Linked DNA regions of Homo sapiens: all the other regions are linked to region 3. A link is an interaction called in ENCODE POLR2A ChIA-PET data of the cell type or tissue named here. Cell type or tissue: PC-9. All regions are shown on one strand. Each heading gives the region's core, and the rest is flanking DNA. Links, peaks and the distances in the headings are about the cores only.

Region 1 (7,254 bases), core at 1,686-4,185, 200 kb after region 3:
CCCCGCCTCAATCAAGGTCCATCCGTGGGCACTGAGATTCAACTCCAGCTCTGCCCCAGCCCTCATCTGCCTAGGGGCCTTATGGGCGCCCAGGCACTGGGGCAGCCACCAGCTCAGGGCAGGGGCTCACTCACTTCAGGACTGCCAGGACTGTACGGACCCCAGTCAGCACCAGCCTCGGGAGCGCCTCTGGACAAGGTGCCAAAACGAAGCACACGTGCTGGCCAGCCAGCATCCTTCCTCCCAGAGGCCGGCTCAGGCCCAGAAGTGCTGCCGTCTGCACTGAAGACGGTCAGAACTAGGTATATGACCGGGGAATCCTCAGGCGAAGAGAGTGGCTGCGATCAGAAACCAGTGCTGCCTCCACCACGGAGGCTCCCCTGACAGAGGCCCGCAGTGACTCATCTGCAGATGGCCATCTTACTCTTTGCACAGGGGGCAAAATCACACTCTTCAGAGAGGCTTGGGGTTCAGCCATTACAACTAAATCCTACCTGAAATTCGGGCATCAGGCCTCTCCAAAAAATAGTCATCTTCAATGCCTTCTTCACTTTCCACAGCTGAGGGGAGAAATCAGGAAATAGTTCCTTTAATATTCGAAGGCCAGGAGCCACGAATGAACGACCCAGACAGTAACGGGTAGGACCTGCTGCCCATGGCCCCGCGCAGCCCACTGTCCTCTTCCTGTCCCTCCCACAGCTCAGGCCAGAGCGCTGGAGGCTGGACCTGGGCCTCTAACCCACACACGGCAGGCGTACCTGGTCAGGTGGGCTGCACAGCCACCGCCCAGCGGACAACAAAAACAGCATGTGAGGGCAGTTCTTTACGCCACTCTGCCTGCACCCAAATAAGCCCCCACCTACTTCTGCCTGCCACTCGGGCAGCCCTGGAGCCAGTTTTGGGACCGCTCTGAGAGCCGCCACCTCATGGCTAAATGCTTGGAAGGCATCACCCACGGAGCTCAGGACGGGTGCCAGAGCCGGGCACGGCACTGTGACTCGTACCTATGGAGGGACCCTGCCTGTGGAGCTCCAGCGTCATTTCATCCAGCTCCTCCTCTACAGGGACATTCCATCCAGCTCCTCCTCTACAGACACATTCCATGCAGCTCCTCCTCTACAGACACATTTCATCCAGCTCCTCCTCTACAGACACATTTCATCCAGCTCCTCCTCGACAGACACATTTCATTTCATCCAGCTCCTCCTCCACAGACACATTTCATCCAGCTCCTCCTCTACAGGGACATTCCATCCAGCTCCTCCTCTACCGACACATTTCATCCAGCTCCTCCTCTAGACACATTCCATCCAGCTCCTCCTCTACAGACACATTTCATCCAGCTCCTCCTCTACAGACACATTTCATCCAGCTCCTCCTCTACAGACACATTTCATCCAGCTCCTCCTCTACGGGGACATTCCATCCAGCTCCTCCTCTACGGGGACATTCCATCCAGCTCCTCCTCTACGGGGACATTTCATCCAGCTCCTCCTCTACAGGGACAATCCATCCAGCTCCTCCTCTACAGGGACATTTCATCCAGCTCCTCCCCTACAGGGACATTTCATCCAGCTCCTCCTCGACAGACACATTTCATCCAGCTCCTCCTCGACAGACACATTTCATCCAGCTCCTCCTCTACGGACACATTTCATCCAGCTCCTCCTCTACGGACACATTTCATCCAGCTCCTCCTCTACGGACACATTCCATCCAGCTCCTCCTCCACAGGGACATTTCATCCAGCTCCTCCTCTACAGGGACATTCCACCCAGCTCCTCCTCTACAGGGACATTCCACCCAGCTCCTCCTCGACAGGGACATTCCACCCAGCTCCTCCTCGACAGACACATTCCATCCAGCTCCTCCTCTACAGACACATTTCATCCAGCTCCTCCTCTACAGGCACATTCCATCCAGCTCCTCCTCTACAGACACATTCCATCCAGCTCCTCCTCTACAGACACATTTCATCCAGCTCCTCCTCGACAGACACATTCCATCCAGCTCCTCCTCTACAGGGACATTTCATCCAGCTCCTCCTCTACAGACACATTCCATCCAGCTCCTCCTCTACAGACACATTCCATCCAGCTCCTCCTCTACAGGCACATTCCATCCAGCTCCTCCTCTACAGGCACATTCCATCCAGCTCCTCCTCTACAGACATATTTCATCCAGCTCCTCCTCTACAGGGACATTCCATCCAGCTCCTCCTCTACAGGGACATTTCATCCAGCTCCTCCTCTACAGGGACATTCCATCCAGCTCCTCCTCTACAGGGACATTCCATCCAGCTCCTGCTCTACAGGGACATTCCATCCAGCTCCTCCTCTACAGACACATTTCATCCAGCTCCTCCTCTACAGACACATTCCACCCAGCTCCTCCTCTACAGACACATTTCATCCAGCTCCTCCTCTACAGACACATTTCATCCTGCTCCTCCTCTACAGGGACATTTCATCCAGCTCCTCCTCTACAGGGACATTCCACCCAGCTCCTCCTCTACAGGGACATTCCACCCAGCTCCTCCTCTACAGACACATTCCATCCAGCTCCTCCTCTACAGACACATTCCATCCAGCTCCTCCTCTACAGACACATTTCATCCAGCTCCTCCTCTACAGGGACATTCCATCCAGCTCCTCCTCTACAGACACATTCCATCCAGCTCCTCCTCGACAGACACATTCCATCCAGCTCCTCCTCTACAGACACATTCCATCCAGCTCCTCCTCTACGGACACATTCCATCCAGCTCCTCCTCTACAGACACATTCCATCCAGCTCCTCCTCTACAGACACATTCCATCCAGCTCCTCCTCTACAGACACATTCCATCCAGCTCCTCCTCTACAGACACATTCCATCCAGCTCCTCCTCTACAGACACATTCCATCCAGCTCCTCCTCTACAGACACATTCCATCCAGCTCCTCCTCTACAGACACATTTCATCCAGCTCCTCCTCTGCAGACACATTCCATCCAGCTCCTCCTCTACAGGATACATTCCATCCAGCTCCTCCTCTACAGGATACATTTCATCCAGCTACTCCTCTACGGACACATTTCATCCAGCTCCTCCTCTACGGACACATTTCATCCAGCTCCTCCTCTACAGGGACATTTCTTCCAGCTCCTCCTCTACAGACACATTCCATCCAGCTCCTCCTCTACAGACACATTTCATCCAGCTCCTCCTCTGCAGACACATTCCATCCAGCTCCTCCTCTACAGACACATTTCATCCAGCTCCTCCTCTGCAGACACATTTCATCCAGCTCCTCCTCTACGGACACATTTCATCCAGCTCCTCCTCTACAGACAGATTTCATCCAGCTCCTCCTCTACAGACACACTTCATCCAGCTCCTCCTCTACAGACAGTTTTCTTCCAGCTCCTTGTCTACAGACACATTTCATCCAGCTCCTCCTCTATAGACACATTCCATCCAGCTCCTCCTCTACAGACACATTTCATCCAGCTCCTCCTCTACAGGGACACTCCATCCAGATCCTCCTCTACAGACACATTTCATCCAGCTCCTGCTCTACAGACACATTGCATCCAGCTCCTCCTCTACAGACACATTTCATCCAGCTCCTCCTCTACAGACACATTCCATCCAGCTCCTCCTCTACAGACACATTTCATCCAGCTCCTCCTCTACAGGGACATTCCATCCAGCTCCTCCTCTACAGACACATTTCATACAGCTCCTCCTCTACAGAGACATTGCATCCAGCTCCTCCTCTACAGGCATGACGGCCGCAGAGGCCCCCACCCACAGGTGGGCCACCAACTGCAGAGACCTCAGACTCCGGCTCCTGCCGGTGTGGCACAGAGCTCAGTGAGGAGCTAGGCTTAAGCCTGGGCCCTCTCACCCTGAAGGCCATCGCCCCCCTCAAGGGTTTGCTCCTGAGCTGGTCTTGCCCCACGAGGCTCCCTTTTGGCCGGCTTTTCTGAGCTCCGGAACAACCAAGGCTGGACCACAGGGCACCGAGTGATTTCCGTCAGTGCCTACCTGGCCGCTGTGCTCAGATCTCCAGCCACAGCACGAGCCTCTCAAGGCCCCACGGTTTACACCTCTGCTTTGCACATGGTGGGATTTCTCAAGCACATGAAAACACTCTGTTTGGTGGACAGGGCCTCAGGCCTCTGCTTGGTGGACAGGGCCTCAGGACTCACCACTGCTTGGTGGACAGGGCCTCAGGACTCTCTGCTTGGTGGACAGAGCCTCAGGACTCTCTGCTTGGTGGACAGAGCCTCAGGACTCTCTGCTTGGTGGACAGGGCCTCAGGACTCTCTGCTTGGTGGACAGGGCCTCAGGACTCTCTGCCTGGTGGACAGGGCCTCAGGACTCTCTGCCTGGTGGACAGGGCCTCAGGACTCTCTGCCTGGTGGACAGGGCCTCAGGACTCTCTGCCTGGTGGACAGGGCCTCAGGACTCTCTGCTTGGTGGACAGAGCCTCAGGACTCTCTGCCTGGTGGACAGGGCCTCAGGACTCTCTGCCTGGTGGACAGAGCCTCAGGACTCTCTGCTTGGTGGACAGGGCCTCAGGACTCTCTGCTTGGTGGACAGGGCCTCAGGACTCTCTGCTTGGTGGACAGAGCCTCAGGACTCTCTGCTTGGTGGACAGAGCCTCAGGACTCTCTGCTTGGTGGACAGGGCCTCAGGACTCTCTGCTTGGTGGACAGGGCCTCAGGACTCACCACTGCTTGGTGGACAGAGCCTCAGGACTATCTGCTTGGTGGACAGGGCCTCAGGACTCACCACTGCTTGGTGGACAGAGCCTCATGAGCTGATACCACCCGAACACGCATTTCCTTGCTCTCCACTTGTTCAAAGCCTTTACACCCACTGCCTGCCATCCTACAGCTTCCAGAACACTGAGGCCATCGGGAACAAGCACACAGGCTTCCACAGAAGGTCTCAGGTCCCGGGGCTGAAAGCCTTTCCTGAGTGCGTGGAGGCACATGGACCTCAGACAGTTCAGGTCACTGCCCGGAACTCACCTCAATGGCGGCTCCAACACCCGCCGGGACCAGCACCAGCAGGCTCGTCTGCTCGTCCAGCAGGAACAGAAAGATGACCACGGTGCTGAAGCAGCGCCAGAGCACTGGGGACAGGATGGTCGGGCTGGGAGGGGGTGCAGGGCAGACCCCACCTGTGTTCCCCAAGTCACACACATACCCCCAGTCCCCCATCCCAACCCACCACGCCCAAGAAGCTTCAGGTACTCCCCAGTCCACGTCACCCCGTTTAAAAAGAACAATGAAGCATTCAGCAGCTAGGAAAGTGTTTGGAAGGCTGCTGAACTGAACAGCTGGCCCCACACCAGCTCCACAAACACGTGTCTGAGCCACACTTGCAAATGAGCATGGAACGTGGGCAGAGGTCGGATGACGGGGCCAGCACAGCTTTGCTTCCGGGCGTGTCTTATGCCAGTTCTGTGATAAGTGCGTGGCTTTTCAAGTCTGGATTTGTTTCCTCCCCAGCTGTACCTTAAGAACCACTCCAGCTTATTCAACACGTCTTCCTCCTCCTGCAAGCCCTGAGGGCAAGCAGGGGAAGCAGATCCATGGAGCCACAGGACAAACAGTGGTCAAGGCCACAGCCACTGTCTGCTGGCCACTCCAACCCAGGACGCCAGGAAAGGCATTAGGGTTAGGAGACAACAACGCAGAACACGGCACGGCCCCCAGGCAGCCAGGGCCACCTGCTTGGGCGTCTTTTCCATGCGAGAAAAACAACTTGTTCGGGTCTGATACTGGAGCCAAATGCTCCTCACTCCTAACCAACAGGACACACCCACTCCTCGTCCTCACACCCATCAACCACTCGCCCCTGTCCAGACCGCCGCTCCCCACCCCACTGTGACAACCTCCACCCCTGCAAGGTCAGGAGGACCCCTCACTCACTTGGGCCCCTTAAACCACGGCAGGCACCCTTGGCCAGGAACACTGGTCCCAGATCTTGGCAGGCCTCCTGCCTGGGCTGCCTGGCCTCAGGGGTCCCTGACTGCCCTACCTAACAGCTGCACACTGCCTGTCACTGCTGGGCACAGCACCACGGGCCTATTAACTGCCATCACCTGGCAGGCCCCACACGCCCAGGCCTGCGCTGGTCGGGGAAGGAACACCGGCGGGAGGACGGGGCGAGGGAACCAAGACAGGGGATGTGAGGCCCCAGCCCTGCTCAGCGCCCATGAGCAGCCGGGAAGGCTCGAGAGGTCCATGCATCTCACTCTCCACAGCCCAGACCCAGACCCCATGCACGCCAGAGTCCGCAGCCAGGCCCTGAGCTGTGCAGCCGCTGGAGGCCCTGAGCCGTGCAGCCTCTGATGGTCCCACCACAATTGCCGCAACGGCTCCCTGGGCTTTACGGTGCCTGGTCTCAGAGGCTTCTCAAGAGCCAAGCACACACCCGGGGCTGTGTCTGCAGCCAGCAGTGAGGCAGGCAGCCCTCTACCGCAGGCTCCAGTGAGCTCCCTGGGGCAGAGTATCTGAGCAGGGCCACGCTCGGGGGGCCTACCTGCCTTGGTGGACATGCCGATCATGCTCTTCTTCTTCTTCCAGAAACTGATGTCATTTTTAAAGGCCAGGAAATCAAAGAGAAGCTAGAGAGAACACACACGACAGCAACTCACATCTCCTGCTGTTTCCATCTCCTGTGAGACAGAGATAGAGGCTTCGTGTGTGACCGTGAGACTGCAGGTGTACTCAGCCTCAGGATGCATCAGGATAAGTGTCTACACTCGGGACCCATGCCTCTACGCGCCTGGCCTGCCATGTCAGAACCTAGAGTGCCCAGGCGGGCTTTGCAGGGGCACTTCTGAAATAATACGTACCTTTGACTTGAACTGCTGGAAAGGCCCCCAGGCAATTGGAGGCTCTGGATTCCCCTGGATCATGGGCCTGGCTGGGCACCCCTGCTCTCGGGTTGTGCCCACTCAGGGCAGCCTCATCTCTCAACTGTGCTAAAAACGCAAGGGCTGGGCATGGTGGCCCATGCCTGTGATCCCAGCTACTGCAAGGCCAAGGCCAAAGGACCACCTAAGCCCAGGGGTTTGAGACCAGCCTGGGCAACGTACTGAGACCTGTCTCCAAAAAAAACTTAAAAAAACCTAACCATGCATGATCTCATCCTTAGAGACACTGACCTTTTAATAAAAATCGTTTAATTCTCTAGTACGGCTTTGGAAAGTTTTAGCTTGACTGGCAGCCAAACTCCCAGGCACTCAGAA
Region 2 (7,254 bases), core at 2,811-5,310, 200 kb before region 3:
GCTTCCCTGTTGCTCAGGGTTATTTCTTCCTGCCATCAGCTGGAGAAGCGCTCTCCGAATATTTCCCCGGGAACGCGGACTTGCCGGCCCTGCGAGGCACCCGGCGGGAACCGGCGGAAAGGGAGGAACGGCTGGATGGCGCCCGCGCCTGGCAGCCCCGTGTGCCCGAGGCCAGGAGGGACCGGGCGAGCCTGGGGGCTGCGTCAGGGCCGCTCCGAGGGCGGCTTCGCGGGGACTCGGGCCCCGCCCCAGGCCAGGCAGGGTGTGACCGCCCCCTAGTGCGGGAGGCTGCGTCTACACCCGCGCCCAGGACCCTGGAAGCCACGGAACTGGCCCCACCCCACGCACCGAGTCCACGAAGCCCTCGCCCCCAGCCTCACCGGCTTCCAGACCTGTCCCGAAGCCCTGTTCTCCGCGGCTCTGGGTGGGCGCGGGTGGCGCTGGGGCGACCCCAAATCCAGGCCAGGAGCCCAAATCAGGCCACGACCCCAAATCCAGGCCAGGACCTCAAATCCAGGCTAGGACCCCAAATCCAACCTGCAACCCCAAATCCAGGCCAGGACCCCAAATCCAAGACACAATCCTAGCCCAGCGACCTGGGGCTTCCCTTGGGCCAGCGACTGACTGCACCGGCCCTGCTGTTCCAGCCCCTCCTGGCCTCCCTCCTCCCATCCTTTACCCCAGCCTCTCCCCTGGCCTTTTCTGGCAGCCTCTCCTTCCGGCCTTTGCCCCCGCAGGCTTCACGTCCTCGCGAGCCAGAGCAGGGACGCCTTCACTGGGAGAATCTGCTCAGAGCTGATTTCGTTATCGATGAGTACTAACAAAATATTATTTTACACTGATGTGTTAGTTTTTTAAAAAATGTGCTTAAGCCAGGAGGCTTTTTAGGATATCTTCTTCTACTGCTCAACAGCCATCTAAGAACTTATAAAACGTACATCCAGTTGTGTTTGGGGCTAGAGAGAGTACTGGGTGACGTCATCACTGACATCCTCAACAGATCTCTATTTACAATGCTTAAAAGTTGCTCCAGTGAACCGACAGGTAAGTACTTGAAGACCATCACCGACCTTTAGTGTTGGAATTTCACTCCTGCCTTCATGATGTCCAGGGAGCGGAATACTACAAACAGGTTGATATGCTTTGGATTTGTGTCCCCACCCAACTCTAATGTCGAATTGCAATCCCCAGTGTTGGAGGTGGGGGTCGGTGGGAGGTGATTGGATCATGGGGGCTGATTTCCTCCTTTGGTGCTGTTCTGATAGAATTCTCCTGAGATCTTGTTTAAAAGTACATGACTCTCTCCCCATCTTCCTCCTGCTCTGGCCATGCGGAGACATGCCTGCTTCCCCTTCACCTTCCACCATGATTGTAAGTTTCCTGAGACCTCACCAGCCATATTTTCTCTACAACCTGTGGAAACATGAGCCAATTAAACTGCTTTTCTTTATAAATTATCCAGTCTTGGCCGGGCGTGGTGGCCGTAGCCTGTAATCCCAGCACTTTGGGAGGCCGAGGCGGGTGGATCACCTGAGGTCAGGAGTTCGAGACCAGCCTGGCCAACATGATGAAACCCTGTCTCTACTAAAAATACAAAAAATTAGCCAGGGGTGATAGCGGACGCCTGTAATCCCAGCTACTCAGGAGGCTGAGGCAGGAGAATCACTTGAACCCAGGAGGCAGAGGTTGCAGTGAGCCAAGATCGTGCTACTGTACTCCAGCCTGGGCAACAAGAGCAAAACTCCATCTCTAAATAAATAAATAAATAAACCAGTCTCAGGCAGTTCTTTATAGCAATGGGAGAATGGCTAATACAGAAAATTGGTACCTAGGAGTGGGCATTGCTGTAGTGATACCTGAAAATATGGAAGTGACTTTGGAACTGGGTAACAGGTAAAGGTTGGAAGAGTGTGGAGGGCTCAGATGAAGACAGGAAGATAAGGGAAAGTTTGGAATTTCTTAGGGATTTGTTAAATTGTTGTGACCCAAATGCTGAATAATGATATGGACAATGAAGTCCAGGCTGAGGTGATCGCAGATGGAGATGAGGAACTTATTGGAAACTAGAGAAAAAGTCACTTTTGTTATGCGTTAGCAAAGAATTTGGTGACATTTTGCCCCTGCCCTAGAGATCTATGGAACTTTGAACTTGAGAGAGATGATTTAGGGTATCTGGAAGAAGAAATTTTTAAGCAATAAAGCTTTCAAGAGGTGATCTGGCTGTTTCTAAAAGTGTACACTCATATGTGTGAAGAAAGAGATTATCTGAAACTGGAACTTGTATTTAAAAGGGAAGCAGAGCATAAAAGTTTGGGAAATTTGCAGCCCAGCCTTGTTGTAGAAAAAGAAAAACCCATTTTCTAAGGAGAAATTCAAGCCTGCTGCAGAAATTTGTATAGCATAAGTAAAGAGGAGCCAAATGTTAATAACCAAGACAATGGGAAAATGTCTTCAGGGCATGTCAGAGATCTTCACAGCAGCCCTACCCATCACAGGCTCAGAGACCTAGGAGGGAAAAATGGTTTCATGGGCCAGGCCCAGAGCCCAGCTAGCTCTGTACAGTCTCAGGACATGGTGCCCTGTGTCCCAGCTGCTCCAGCTCCAGCTGTGGCTAAAAGGGGCCAAGGTACAACTTGGGCCATGGCTTCAGAGGGTGCAAGGCCCAAGCATTGGTGACTTCCACATGGTGTGGGGCCTGCAGGTGCACAGAAGTCAAGAGTTGAGATTTGGGAACTTCTGCCTAGATTTCAGAAGATACATGGAAATGCCTGGATGTTCAGGCAGAAGTCTGGTATGGGGCAGAGCCCTCATGCAGAACCTCTACTAGGGCAGTGCAGAGGAGAAATGTGGGGTTGGAGCCCCCACACAGAGTCTTCACTGCAGCACTGCCTAGTGGAGCTGTCAGAGGAGGGCCACTGTCTTGCAGACCTCAGAATGGTAGATCCACTGACAGCTTGCACCATGCACCTGGAATAGCTGCAGGCACTCAACAACAGCCTGTGAAGACAACCATGGGAGCTGTACCCTGCAGAGCCACAGGGGCAGAACTGCCCAATGCCATGGGTGCCCACCCTTTGCATCACCATGATCTGGATGTCAGACATGGAGTCAAAGGAGATCATTTCAGAGCTTTAATATATTAATGGCTGCCCTGCTAGGTTTCAGACTTGCATTGGGCCTGTAGCCCCTCACTTTCGACCGATTTAACCCACTTGGAATGAGAGCATTTACTCAGTGCCTGTGCCTCCATTGTATCTTGGAAGTAACTAATTTGTTTTTTATTTTACAGGCTCAGGGGAAGGAGGGATTTGCCTTGTCTCAGATGAGACTTTGGACTTGGGCTTTTAAGTTAGTGCTGACTTAAGACTTTGGGGGACAGTTGGGAAGGGATGATTTATTTTACAATATGAGAAGGACATGAGATTTGGGAGAGGCCAGGGGTGAAATGATATGGTTTGGATTTGTGTCCCCACACAAACCTCATGTTGAATTGTAATCCCCAAAGCTGGAGGTGGAGCATGGTGGGAGGTGATTGGATCGTGGGAGCTGATTTCTTCCTTGGCTGATGTTCTCATAGAGGTCTCATGAGATCTGTTAAAAAGCATATGGCACCTACCCTCTCTTTCTCCTCCTCCTGCTCTGGTCAAGTGAAGATGTGCCTGCTTCCCCTTAGACTTCCACAATGATTGTAAGATTTCTCAGGTATTTAGAGCACTGCAAGAACAGACATACACAGGTATACTCCAAATACTTCCACCGTGAGCACCATCACCTCCAAATGTGTTCACCTGTGAGCACCTTCACCTCCCAGTACATTCACCTGTGAGTACATAACCTACTGGTACATTCACCTGTGAGCACCTTCACCTCCCAGTACATTCGCCTGTGAGCACATAACCTACTCGTACATTCACTGTGAGTACCTTCACCTCCCAGTACATTCACCTGTGAGTACCTTCATCTCCCAGTACATTCACCTGTGAGCACCTTCACCTTCCAGTACATTCACCTGTGACAGATTCCCCTCCCAGTACATTCATTCACCTGTGAGCACATTTAATCCCAGTACATTCACCTGTGAACACATTCACCTCCCCGTACATTCACCTGTGAGCACATTAACCTGTGAATATGATCACCTGTGTACAGACTCTCAGGCTGCACCGGAGAATTTAACTGACGCAGAAAGATCAACAGGAGGAAAGCACGGAAGCTTATTTAAAGGAAGCTCTATATGGTGGGAGAGCCTCCCATGGAAGGAATGCCCTAAAGCCACAGAGTTGGACACTCACACCCATGTGAGCAAACAGGACTTGCAAGAAGTGGATGGGTGGATCTCTAGTGGCTCACCGGCCCTAAATCCTCATAGAGCCCAGTGACCGTTTGCTGACTAGAGGTCACACGGGTACCCGGAGTTCCTTGAAATCCCATACCTCTGTTAAACTTTGGGACTTCCAGAGCTCCCCTGAACCAACCCATCAGAACACAGGAAGTTTGAATTTTTCATTTGCATAAGCGAACCTATGTGAGAACTTTCAGTATAAAAGCTGGACCCTCTCTTTGTTCTCTGGAAAGCATCCTGGTTTTACGCTGAAGGCAGCATCTCCCACTTCACAAACTGTTCATAGGAATAGTCTTTCCTCTACATTCCTTTTCAAAGAACTTTTGTGCACCCTGAATTGGAGGTGGAGTAGTAAGCTGTGAAAAATACATTGTGTGCGGAGGCTGCCAAGAAGAGTGATTTTAAGGAGGCTATGCTGAAATCTCTCTGGGTCTGGGCCTCCCACTGTTGATAAGAAAGATGCTTTCCCAAACGTATGGGGAGGGCATCTTTCACATGAGAATTTCGTCTCCTGCTTTTAAGACATGGAATGGCGATCAGCTTAAAGCCAGAGCAATGCCTTTGGGGTGGTGGGCTCTTAGCTCCTTCAGGATCACGCCACAGAAGGAAATCGGTGAGCACCTGCTCCCGCCCTCAGAAAAAGCTGCAGTTTCTTAGGGAGTGACAGCTGTTCATGCCAGCTTTGGGGGCACTTCCCATCTGGAGCAAAGGAGGTCAACTTCGAACAGCACGAAGCCAGCTGCTTCCCAAGGTAAGAAATGTCAACAAAATTCAAGTGACCAAACTCTCCGTTTTGAAGATGGGGACTCTCAGTTTGGGGACAGGCCACACCGCTTCAAGAGAGCATGGGGTTCTGCACCCGCACCTCTGAGCCCTCCTTTCAAAGGACGCATTTGGTTCTTGCCTCGTTGGAAAGGCAGGTGGAGCTTCATTTAAGGAATAATGACCCTGCCATTACTGGCCATTTTGGGCTTGATTCATTTTCCTTTCCATAAACTCAGCCAAAGAGAGTCAAAGGCTTCCTTTAAGACACTCTCTTTTCTGTACTTGGACCTGCAGTGTGGCCCCTGGGAGGTGGACAATGACTTCACTCTCAGCTCACAGCATCCTTGCGTTCTGTGTCAGGGGAGCAAAATCCCATGTGAACTGGGCACCCTCCCTTTCCACAGACATTAACCCCCAAACGTGAGAGCGGGCTCCCAGCCACCTGGAAGGCAGCAGCATCCACGCCGCCGGAGCTGGTGTCTGAGGGGCAGATGGCATGGACAGGCTCCTCCCTTCAGGCATTGCTATGTCCTGGGAAGGAACAGAGAGAGGAATACAAGGATGATGGGAGTCAATTCAGTAATTCCAAGTGGGACATTAACATGCCAGCCCTCTGCTCACTGAGGGACAGAGTGGTCTGCCCAGAGGAAGCATGGTAGCCTGGGCCCGAGCTGCGGGACTGAGTGGCTGCCCTCCTGAAACCCACCCTCCTCTGTCCAAGAGCAGGAGCTGTGTTCAGCTGGGCAAGGCTGATGACTGAAGCCTGGCTGCTGGTGCCTGGGAATAAATCAGAGGCTGACGATGGTCACTGGAGAAGAACAGCAACAAGGCATCAGTGACGATTGCCACCTGTCAGTCGCCTCCTCAGAACCACATCCTGAGCTGAGCTGTGACTAACTTGACCTCTGCACCTCTGTGAAAAAGGATATGGCTGCCCGTTTTCCAGCAAGGAATGAGGACTGAGGGCAGCTCTTGGCTTTGGTTGGCCAGGGCTTGAACCTTCTGTTTCTGGGCAGAACTAGAGCCATAAGGGGTGATCCAAAGGGAAGGCAATTCCTGGGTTCACCCATAAACTCATAACAGAGTTGTTATACTTTCTGCTGAGATAAATGACTTCTTTTATTTCCCTTTTGGAGAACAATTGCCCAATGTTCTGGCTAGTTTTTATTTGGCTTAAATTTTGGAATGAAAGGAAAGTATGACCCATTAGTGAAGCTGGATGTGAAGATGGAGAAAGTGTGTATGCCTGTGTCTCCATGAGAAAGACAAGACTAAGCAAGAAATACTAACCCCTGAGCAGCAGGTCAGGCCCTCTTCTGGAAATGAACCTAAAGTTAGGTCTCTGTGTACTTTCTAATTATATTAGTCTGTCTTCACACTGCTATAAAGAACTATCAGAGACTGGGTAATTTATGAAGAAAGAAGATTTAATTGACTCAGTTCTGCAGGCTTAACAGGAAGCATGACTGGGAGGCCTCAGGAAACTTATAATCATGGTGGAAGGTGAAAGGGAAGCAACGCACATTTTCCTATGGTGGAGCAGGAGAGAGAGAGTGACGGGGGAAGTACCACACACTTTAAAACTTTCAGATCTCATGAAAACTCACTATCATGAGAACAGCAAGGGGGAAGTCAGCCCCCTGGATTCAGTCACCTCCCACCAGGCCTCTCACCAATTCAACATGAGATTTGGGTGGGTACACAAATCTAAACCACAAAATTTGACCCCTGGCCCTTCCCAAAGCTTACGTCCTTCTCACATTGCAAAATGCAATTATCCCTTCTCAACAGTCCCTGAGTCTTAACTCATTTTAGCATTAACTGAAATCTCCACAGTCCAAAGTCTTATCTGAGACAAGATAAGTCCCTTCCAGCTATGATCCTGTAAAATAAAAAATAGTTACTTCCAAGATATAATGGGGGTATAGGCATTGGGTAAATGCTTCCATTCCAAATGGAAGAAATTGGGCAAAAGAAAGGGGCTACAGGCCCCATGCGAGTCCAAAACTCAGCAGGGCAGGCATTAAACCATAAAGCTCCAAAGTGATCTCCTTTGACTCTGTGTCCCACATCCAGGCCACACTGACACAAGGAGTGGGCTCCCATGGCCTTGGGCAGCTCTGCCTCTGTGGCTCTGCAGGGTACAG
Region 3 (7,254 bases), core at 1,589-4,088:
GCTCCCACTTATAAGTGAGAACATGCTGTATTTAGTTTTCTGTCGAACTAAATTATAATGAAAATACAACCTATCGAAACCATAAGATGCAGCTGAAACCGTGCTTAAGGGACGAGTCACCACTGTAGATCCTGCAAAAGTATAAAGGTAGTGGAGTGGGTTGAGCTGGGCTTCCCCAGAAGGATATGTTGAAGTTCTAACACAGGTACCTGTGAATGTCCTGACTGGGAGGTGGCTCCTTGCAGTTGGGACCACATCATGAAGATGAGGTCATCCTGGAGTAGGGTGTGGGCTCTCAATCCAATGACTGATGTCTTTTTTTTTTTAGACGAAGTCTTGCTTTGTTGCCAGGCTGAAGTGCAGTGGCGCAATCTCGGCTCACTGCAACCTCCACCGCCCAGGTTCAAGTGATTCTCCTGCCTCAGCCTCCCAAGTAGCTGGGACTACAGGCACACGCCACCACGCCCAGCTAATTTTTGTATTTTTAGTAGAGACGGGGTTTCACTGTGTTGACCAGGATAGTCTCGATCTCTTGACTTCGTGATCCACCTGCCTTGGCCTCCCAAAGTGCTGGGATTACAGGCGTGAGCCACCACGCCTGGCCGACTGATGTCCTTATATGGACAGCTTTGAGGCCACAGAGGAGAGGCAAAAGGCAAGGGCCACAGAGATGGAGGCAGAGGCTGAGGCGATGGGGCCACAGACCCAGGGATGCCTGGAGCCGCAGAAGTTGGAAGGGGCAGGAAGGAGCCTCTTTTAGAGCCTCCGGAGGGCGTGCAGCCCTGCCCACACCTGGACTTCAGATTTCCTTTCTCCACCACTGAGAAGGCAGATCTGTGAAGCCACAGTGTGTGGTGATCACAGCAGTCCGAGGAAACTGATGGATATACAAATACCACAGATAACTCTGTGATAACGATCTTGTAAATGGAGATAAAATAGACACATTCTCCAAAATCCATACAAAAAGAAACAGAAGCTCTGAATAGTACTATGTCTCATGAAGAAATTAAATCCTTGATTTAACTTTGCCCCCCTCCTGCACATAAAACCTTCAGGGCCACACAGACTCACTGGTAAACTTTTCCAAACACTGAAGGAAGAAATAATACCAGTTACATTGAAGTCTTTCAGAGAATTTTAAAAAAGAAGTAATTTTGCACATCTCCTGTTATCAAATTAGCACTTGTCATCAAGGAAGGGAAGATAAAGCACGAGGAGATGCCCACACCCCAGGAAAGTGTCCCAAGAGTGGCTCAGATTCTCCAGGGCTGCGACGTCCTGGTTTTCATCTGGGGGTGGTGACAGGCGCGTGATCTCTGGTTATTCCAGAAGCAGTGAATGTAGGATGTGTGTCATTTAGCTTCTCACGCCATGCACTGGGGCAAGTTCACTGAGGAAACAGATCTCATCCTTAAGGCAGGCTGGGAGTGGGCGTGGCTGGGAGGTGGGTGCCTGAGGAACACTCTCGCCCCTTCCCCTGCACCTGTGGTCTCAACCTGGCGGGAAGTCCGCTCCAGCTCCTGTGGGACCAGGGTTGCTGGATCCAAGTTGCCAGGTAAACTCCCGCTGATCTGCAGCACAAGAGCCAAATCCCAGGACGAGCTCTCACGGAGCAGTCAGGCCCAGTGGAAACTGGTGGCCTCGCTCCAGGAAATGAAGCCAGACTCAGACAAACAAAAGCCACCAGCAATGCATGGAGGCAGGATGGGACATCTCACGCGGACCCAGTGACCCTGGAGCATGCCTGGGTACAGATGGAGCCCCCAACAGGGGTTTCCTTCCTCATGTGGTTGATGGAAGGTTCTAGAATTCATCTTCTCATAGGGAGGAAAAGTGCTGCCCAGCCCCCAACACTCTGAGACCTCTGGGGCTCAGTAAATATTTGATAAACAACAGGCTCAGCAGGTGCGGTGGCTAGTGAGACTGGTACAGACCAGGTGGCCCATGGGTATTGGGTCTGCCCTGTGACCACCAGTCCTGACAGGCTGCAGCGGAGCATGTGTGCACGTGTGTGCATGTATGTGTGCGTGTGTGTGTGCATGCGTGCACACCAATGGGAGTGGCCCCAAGTGCCTGCCTGGTCTCTACACGGCTTCCAGCCTTTTCCTAGAATGGATCACATGTTTGCATACACACATATGTGCACACACATGCAGAAACCAGACCCACTCCCACCATCCACCCACACAAGCTGGACCCTCAGTCACGCGGCTCCCTGCCACGTGCTCCATCCCCATGTGCGTCCAACACACCTGCCAGCTCTGCTTTCAGCTTTCCCTGATGGCCAAGCATACCCCGCTGCCCCTGCAAGGCTTGGGAGCACTCCTGGGATCCCCTGCAAGGCTTGGGAGCACCCCTGGGATCCCAAGTCTGATGGCCTCTAGAAGTCCCTCTCCTCAAACCTCGGTCACAGCTGCTGCCTAGGGCCTGCCAGGCCAGGGGGACAGCCACGTCTCTCCTAGACACACGAGGACACCCCTCCAAGAGGCCTCCCTCAGCCAGCCGCCACTGCTGCCGGCCCCTCTGTGCATCCCCAAGGGCTGAGCTGTTGCAGGGTACAACGCCTCCTGGCTCCAAGTGAAAGTCGGAGGTGGGCAGGACGTTCAGGTAACACCCCCACCTCCGAAGTCCAGTCTCACAGAGCCTTAGCAGCCACCCAAGGCAAGGAGGTGGCCATGGGCCACCAGGAGTGTCCCGAGCATCCCAGGCCCACAAGGGCCAGAGAAAGTTCCGGGCTTCCCCTAGCGTAAGGGACAGAACCAGGCGCCCTCCCCTCCTGGCCCCCTCAGCTTTCCTGTGACGCCCAGGACCAGGACCAGGACCAGGGAAACCACAGCGTCCCAGGCGACAGGGTGGAGGGCGGCTCCAGGAGCCCAGCTGGGGCATCGGCCAACCCCCGAGAGACACACTTGCTCAGGCATCCCTGGCAAGGTTTCCAAAGCCCTCACGCGGATGAACACGGGAACACCTGGGGCACCCACTGTTTCACGGAAAAAGTCACAGGGGTCACCCTGATGGGATGTAATTTCTGGATATGATTAAACAGGAAGAAAAGATCCCGGCTGAGATTACCGTTCAGAAGCACCTTGGAGCCGGGCTCTCGACACTGCTGACCCGAAACCTGGTGATTCAAGAGGAAAAGAACGCCCTGCTGCCGTCAGAGCTGGAAACTGCACAGCCCATTGTGTCCTGGGCGTGAAGCCATCACCTGACTCCCAGGTGAGGAGCCAGAGGGTCAGGGGTCAGAGCTCAAGGGACGCCCTGGCCAGCTGGGGCAGTCAAAGCTACCTCTGCTTCTTCCCCTGAAAGAGGAAGTTTAGATACCCAAGAAGTTTTGATATCTCCTCCACGACTTTACTTCTGGATGTGGTTCAGAAAAATCTGCGGAAAATCACCCAGAATTGCACCCGTTTGGTTTACAGGAGTATTAGCTGTGGGGGCCCCTTTTCCACCACCCCCATCAAGCAGCCTCCCGGGCAGCCCAGGACCCTCCAGAATCTTCCAGAAGCCGCACCACTCGCTTCAGTCGTAACCTGCAGGACCCCACCGGGCGAGGCTGGCTGGGAGGAGGCACTCTCAGGACAAGGGACCTGGGCAGGCACCTCCTGTCTCCGCTCAACACCCAGCGAGGACAGGAGGACCCAGGGTGCACCTGCATCTGCGTCTGGGCAGAGGAGCAAAGACCTGGCCTTCCCAGAGCTTGAGCTGTGGGAGGAAGAGAGGCTGAATGAAAGCCCCGCCCCCACCCCACCCCAGGAGAGGCCACCTGGGGCCTCCCACAGCCCTGCCCACGGCTGCACACGCGTGTCCCCTCACCTCCTTAGCCAGGGCGGCTGCCCGCGCAGGTCCCCTCACCTCCTTAGCCAGGGCGGCTGCCCGCGCAGGTCCCCTCACCTCCTTAGCCAGGGTGGGGGCAGCAGGGAGGGAGGGCGTGCTGCATTCTTCCCTGGGCCTGCAGGTGCACCTGTGCCTGCCCAGAGGGAGCAGCGGGAGCTTCCAGCAGACACACCTGGACAGGTGCACAGAGCTCCTGCCAGGGAAACCCAGCACAGACGCAGGTGGGCGGGTGGTGGGAGGGTGGCAGAAGCGGAAAGAGGAGGAGGCTGAGCTCAGCACAGCCCATGCAGTCTCCTTCCGGCCAAGGGGAGCGGCTGGGCCAGTCTGAGCCGGGAGGCAGCTCAGGGAGTAAGCCCTGGGGACAACATTGGAGTAGCACAGGGTTCCCTGACAGAACCTCACGTCGGAGGGTGGTCTGAGGGCTGCTGGGGGCCCACCTAGGAGATGGGGTCCCAGGACACAGAACAGGGAGGGGGTGGTGTTTCCAGGGTGAGGCCTGGGGGAGGGTAGCAAGGCCTGGACTAGGAGATGGAGGCCTAATCAAAGCAAAACAGAGACTCAGAGCTCAGCGCCTGTATTCGCAGGGACACACAGGGACTCACAGGGACGTCCCGGATCGCTAGGGGACTCACGGGGACACGTGGGGACACGCTCGGACTCACGGGGACTTGCAGGGGCCCATGGGGATGTGCAGGGACACCGTCCCTCCCGGCCGTCCTGCTCCTTGCCAAGAGTCACCCAGAGGCTGGGGCCTGGCACCACTTGCAGACAGGGGCATTCCTGGGCCCCTCCTTTTGGCACCTCAGCCTCAGCAGCTGCTGAAGGGTGTGGGGGAGGGAGCCGGTATTGGTGCAACAGGCAGATGGTTCCAGAAACTCAGGATTCTACACAATCCTAGCACCTGAGGCACAGTCCTGCACGGCCGCCACGCTGTCGGAAGCAGGCACCGGCCCTGGTGGTCAACACAAGCCCTGAGGACCTCCCAGAGGGCATGCTCCGGGCAACCTGCCAGGACCACCTCTCCTGCCTGGTGTTGGGGGCCTCACCTGACCTCTCCGGGTCCCTAACCAGGCGCTAGGGCTGCCTCCCTTGGGGCCCCCAGAATCCACCCTGGAACGGCTGCTGGGACTGAGACCCTGAGTCAGGCCAATCCCCAGAGCCTTGCCTAGCCATGGCTTGTCTGGGGTGGGTTCCCAGATCCTCGTCCAGGACACGGGAAAGGGGCTCCTTTTGTGGCCTGTGCTGTGGAAGGGCTCAGTAAGCAAGGTGATCCTCCTGGGAGGTAGGGCAATGCCTGCCAGGAGCAGCTTCCCAGGTGGGGCCCAGCGCCCTGGCTGTGTACACGGCAAAGCTCACTGCCCCTGGTTCTGTCAGGGGCGTTTGAACCAGAGTGACTCCATCTTGAACAGGGGCTGGGTCTGATGAGGCTGAGGCCTGCTGCGCTGCATTCCCAGGAGCTTAGGGATTCTCAGTCACAAGGTGAGACGGGACGACCGCGCAAGAGGCAGGTCGTTAAAACCTTATTAATAAAACAAGTTGTGGTCAGGAAGCCATCCAATACCCAGTACCCACCAAAACCAAGGCGGCATGAAAGTGACCTCTGGTTGTCCTCACTGCTCATTACACGCTAATTCGAATGCATTAGCATCTAAGAGACACTCCTACCAGCACGGTGGCAGTTTACAGAGGCCACGGCAACGTCGGGAAGCTACCCTCTATGGCCTAAAAAGGGGAGGAGCCCACAGTTCTGGGAATTTTGCACCCCTTTCCTGGAAAATTCATGAAAAATCCACCCCTTGTTCAGCGCATAATGAAGAAGTAACAGTAAGTGTCCTTGGTCGGGGAGCCATTCTTCATCCCTTCACTTTCTTAATAAACTTACTTTCACTTTATACTCTATGGACTCACCTCCAATTCTTTCTTGTGTGAGGTCCAAGAACCTTCTCTTGGGGGTCGTCTGGATTGGGGCCCCTTTCTGGTAACAGTTCTTTTTTCTTTTCTTTTTTGAACTAACACCCGGGCTGTTTTCTGTCCCTTCCCTTCCAGGGGGCCCTGACTCATGAAGAACCCTTGCCTGCCTTCTGGACCATTCCAGGGCCAGCTTTCCCCCTCAGCTTCCTGAGATCATCCTAATGTCCCCAGAACATCTCCTTGGCGTGCTCCGGCCCCTCCTAAGAGGCGTGTGCCCAGCTTGCTTCCCTCTGGAGCCTTGGGGCCAGCACCGCCTCCCAAGAACTGCACTGCAGTGTCCATGGCCAAAGGACCTGGTAGGGCTGCCGGATAAGACACGGGCACTCGGCCCAGCACAAATTTCAGATAAATGATGAATTTTATTTTGATGTAGTGTGACCCAAATATTGCTTCTACTAAGAATTTATTTTTGAGACAGTCTCGCTCTGTCATCTAGGCTGGGGTGCAGGGGCGTGATCTTGGATCTTGGCTCACTGCAACCTCTGCCTCCTGGGTTCAAGTGATTCTCCTGCCTCAACCTCCCAAGTAGCTGGGATTACAGGCGTGCGTCACCACACACAGCTAATTTTTGTATTTTTGGTAGACGGAGTTTCACCATGTTGGCCAGGCTGGTCTCGAACTCCCAACTTCAAGTGATCTGCCAGGCTTGGCTTCCCAAAGTGCTGAGATTACAGACATGAGCCACCGCACCCAGCTGCTTCTACTAAGAATTATTTGTGTTAGTTTGAAACAAATTTAACCAGGCGCCCTGCGCTGGGCTAATGGCTGGGAGTCGCACATGTGGGCAAGAGCTCCCCCCAACCCCCCGACCTCCTCAGGATCTTCAGACCCCAGCTTGAATCCCGTCAGCCCCACCTCCTCCAGGAGTGGAGGATTTTCAAATGCACACAGCTCCCTGGAAACCCTGCCCTGCTGGTCCTGGGGGAGAGGGCTGGGTGAGGTGGGGGCAGAGCCATGAGGTGCCTGTTCTTTCCGTCGACAGGACTTAAGGCAAGAGATGCGAGGGGGACCCCACACAGTGCTGTCTGGGGTTGACTGTGGGTGGAGAGAACAATCCCAAATACTGGTAGGCCGCTGTGGCTGCTGCTGACGCTGACGCTTGCTGGCCGGCATGCTTGCTGGGTGTCATCCCAAAGCACTGTCAGAGACGGGAGGCTGGACGTGCGCCCCTCGGTGAGAACTTCCTCTATGTGTGGAGTTTCGGGGTATGAACATCTGCTGCTGAATCTCAGAGGCTGAGGTTGGGGGCAGCTCAGGAACCCCCTGGGGTTCTCAGACCCTGTAAATAGCTTTCCCAGTAATCCCAGGGGAGCCAAGTTATTTCCCTGACCAACCGAGGCAGCAACACCAGAGAGGGTTGTGTGGAGCTGCAGCTGGAGGTGGGGGTGGGCTCTTGTTCTAACCGCTGCATGGCCTTCCTCCCTGAACTTTCCAGCACGTACA

Evidence for each region. Peaks named below come from ENCODE experiments on the same cell type or tissue, not always from the same donor. Only the 100,000 strongest peaks of a DNase experiment are listed, where the experiment ranks them.
Region 1: POLR2A ChIA-PET joins it to region 3 with 10 read pairs; 1 of 35 experiments calls an interaction of 5 or more read pairs at or near these places.
Region 2: POLR2A ChIA-PET joins it to region 3 with 8 read pairs; 3 of 35 experiments call an interaction of 5 or more read pairs at or near these places.

What each region holds. Positions count from the first base shown.
Region 1 is chr5:1,325,257-1,332,510 of GRCh38, forward strand. It overlaps CLPTM1L (CLPTM1 like), which reads right to left. Exons shown (of 17, transcript NM_030782.5): 8 at 6,543-6,627; 9 at 5,024-5,127; 10 at 495-560. Among named protein-coding and RNA genes, the nearest start is that of CLPTM1L, 16 kb to the right of the region's middle. RefSeq lists enhancers at 1-426, 2,279-2,893, 2,894-3,506, 5,397-5,541 and a cis regulatory region at 5,469. In PC-9, for the core only: no CTCF peak of the experiment used is centred there; DNase peaks (open chromatin) are centred at 1,832, 2,118, 2,385 and 3,050; H3K4me3 peaks cover 52 bases; H3K27ac peaks cover 2,171 bases.
Region 2 is chr5:926,839-934,092 of GRCh38, forward strand. No RefSeq gene overlaps it. Among named protein-coding and RNA genes, the nearest start is that of TRIP13, 38 kb to the left of the region's middle. RefSeq lists silencers at 302-361, 2,647-2,823. In PC-9, for the core only: no CTCF peak of the experiment used is centred there; a DNase peak (open chromatin) is centred at 4,143; H3K27me3 peaks cover 1,610 bases.
Region 3 is chr5:1,126,709-1,133,962 of GRCh38, forward strand. It overlaps LOC107986396 (a long non-coding RNA gene), which reads right to left and starts at 5,728. Exons shown (of 2, transcript XR_001742547.2): 1 at 3,820-5,728; 2 at 3,336-3,708. It also overlaps a transcript of SLC12A7 not described here. RefSeq lists enhancers at 1,552-2,085, 2,620-3,153, 4,756-5,289. In PC-9, for the core only: CTCF peaks have their summits at 3,863 and 4,068; DNase peaks (open chromatin) are centred at 3,143 and 4,043; H3K4me3 peaks cover 1,352 bases; H3K27ac peaks cover 1,765 bases.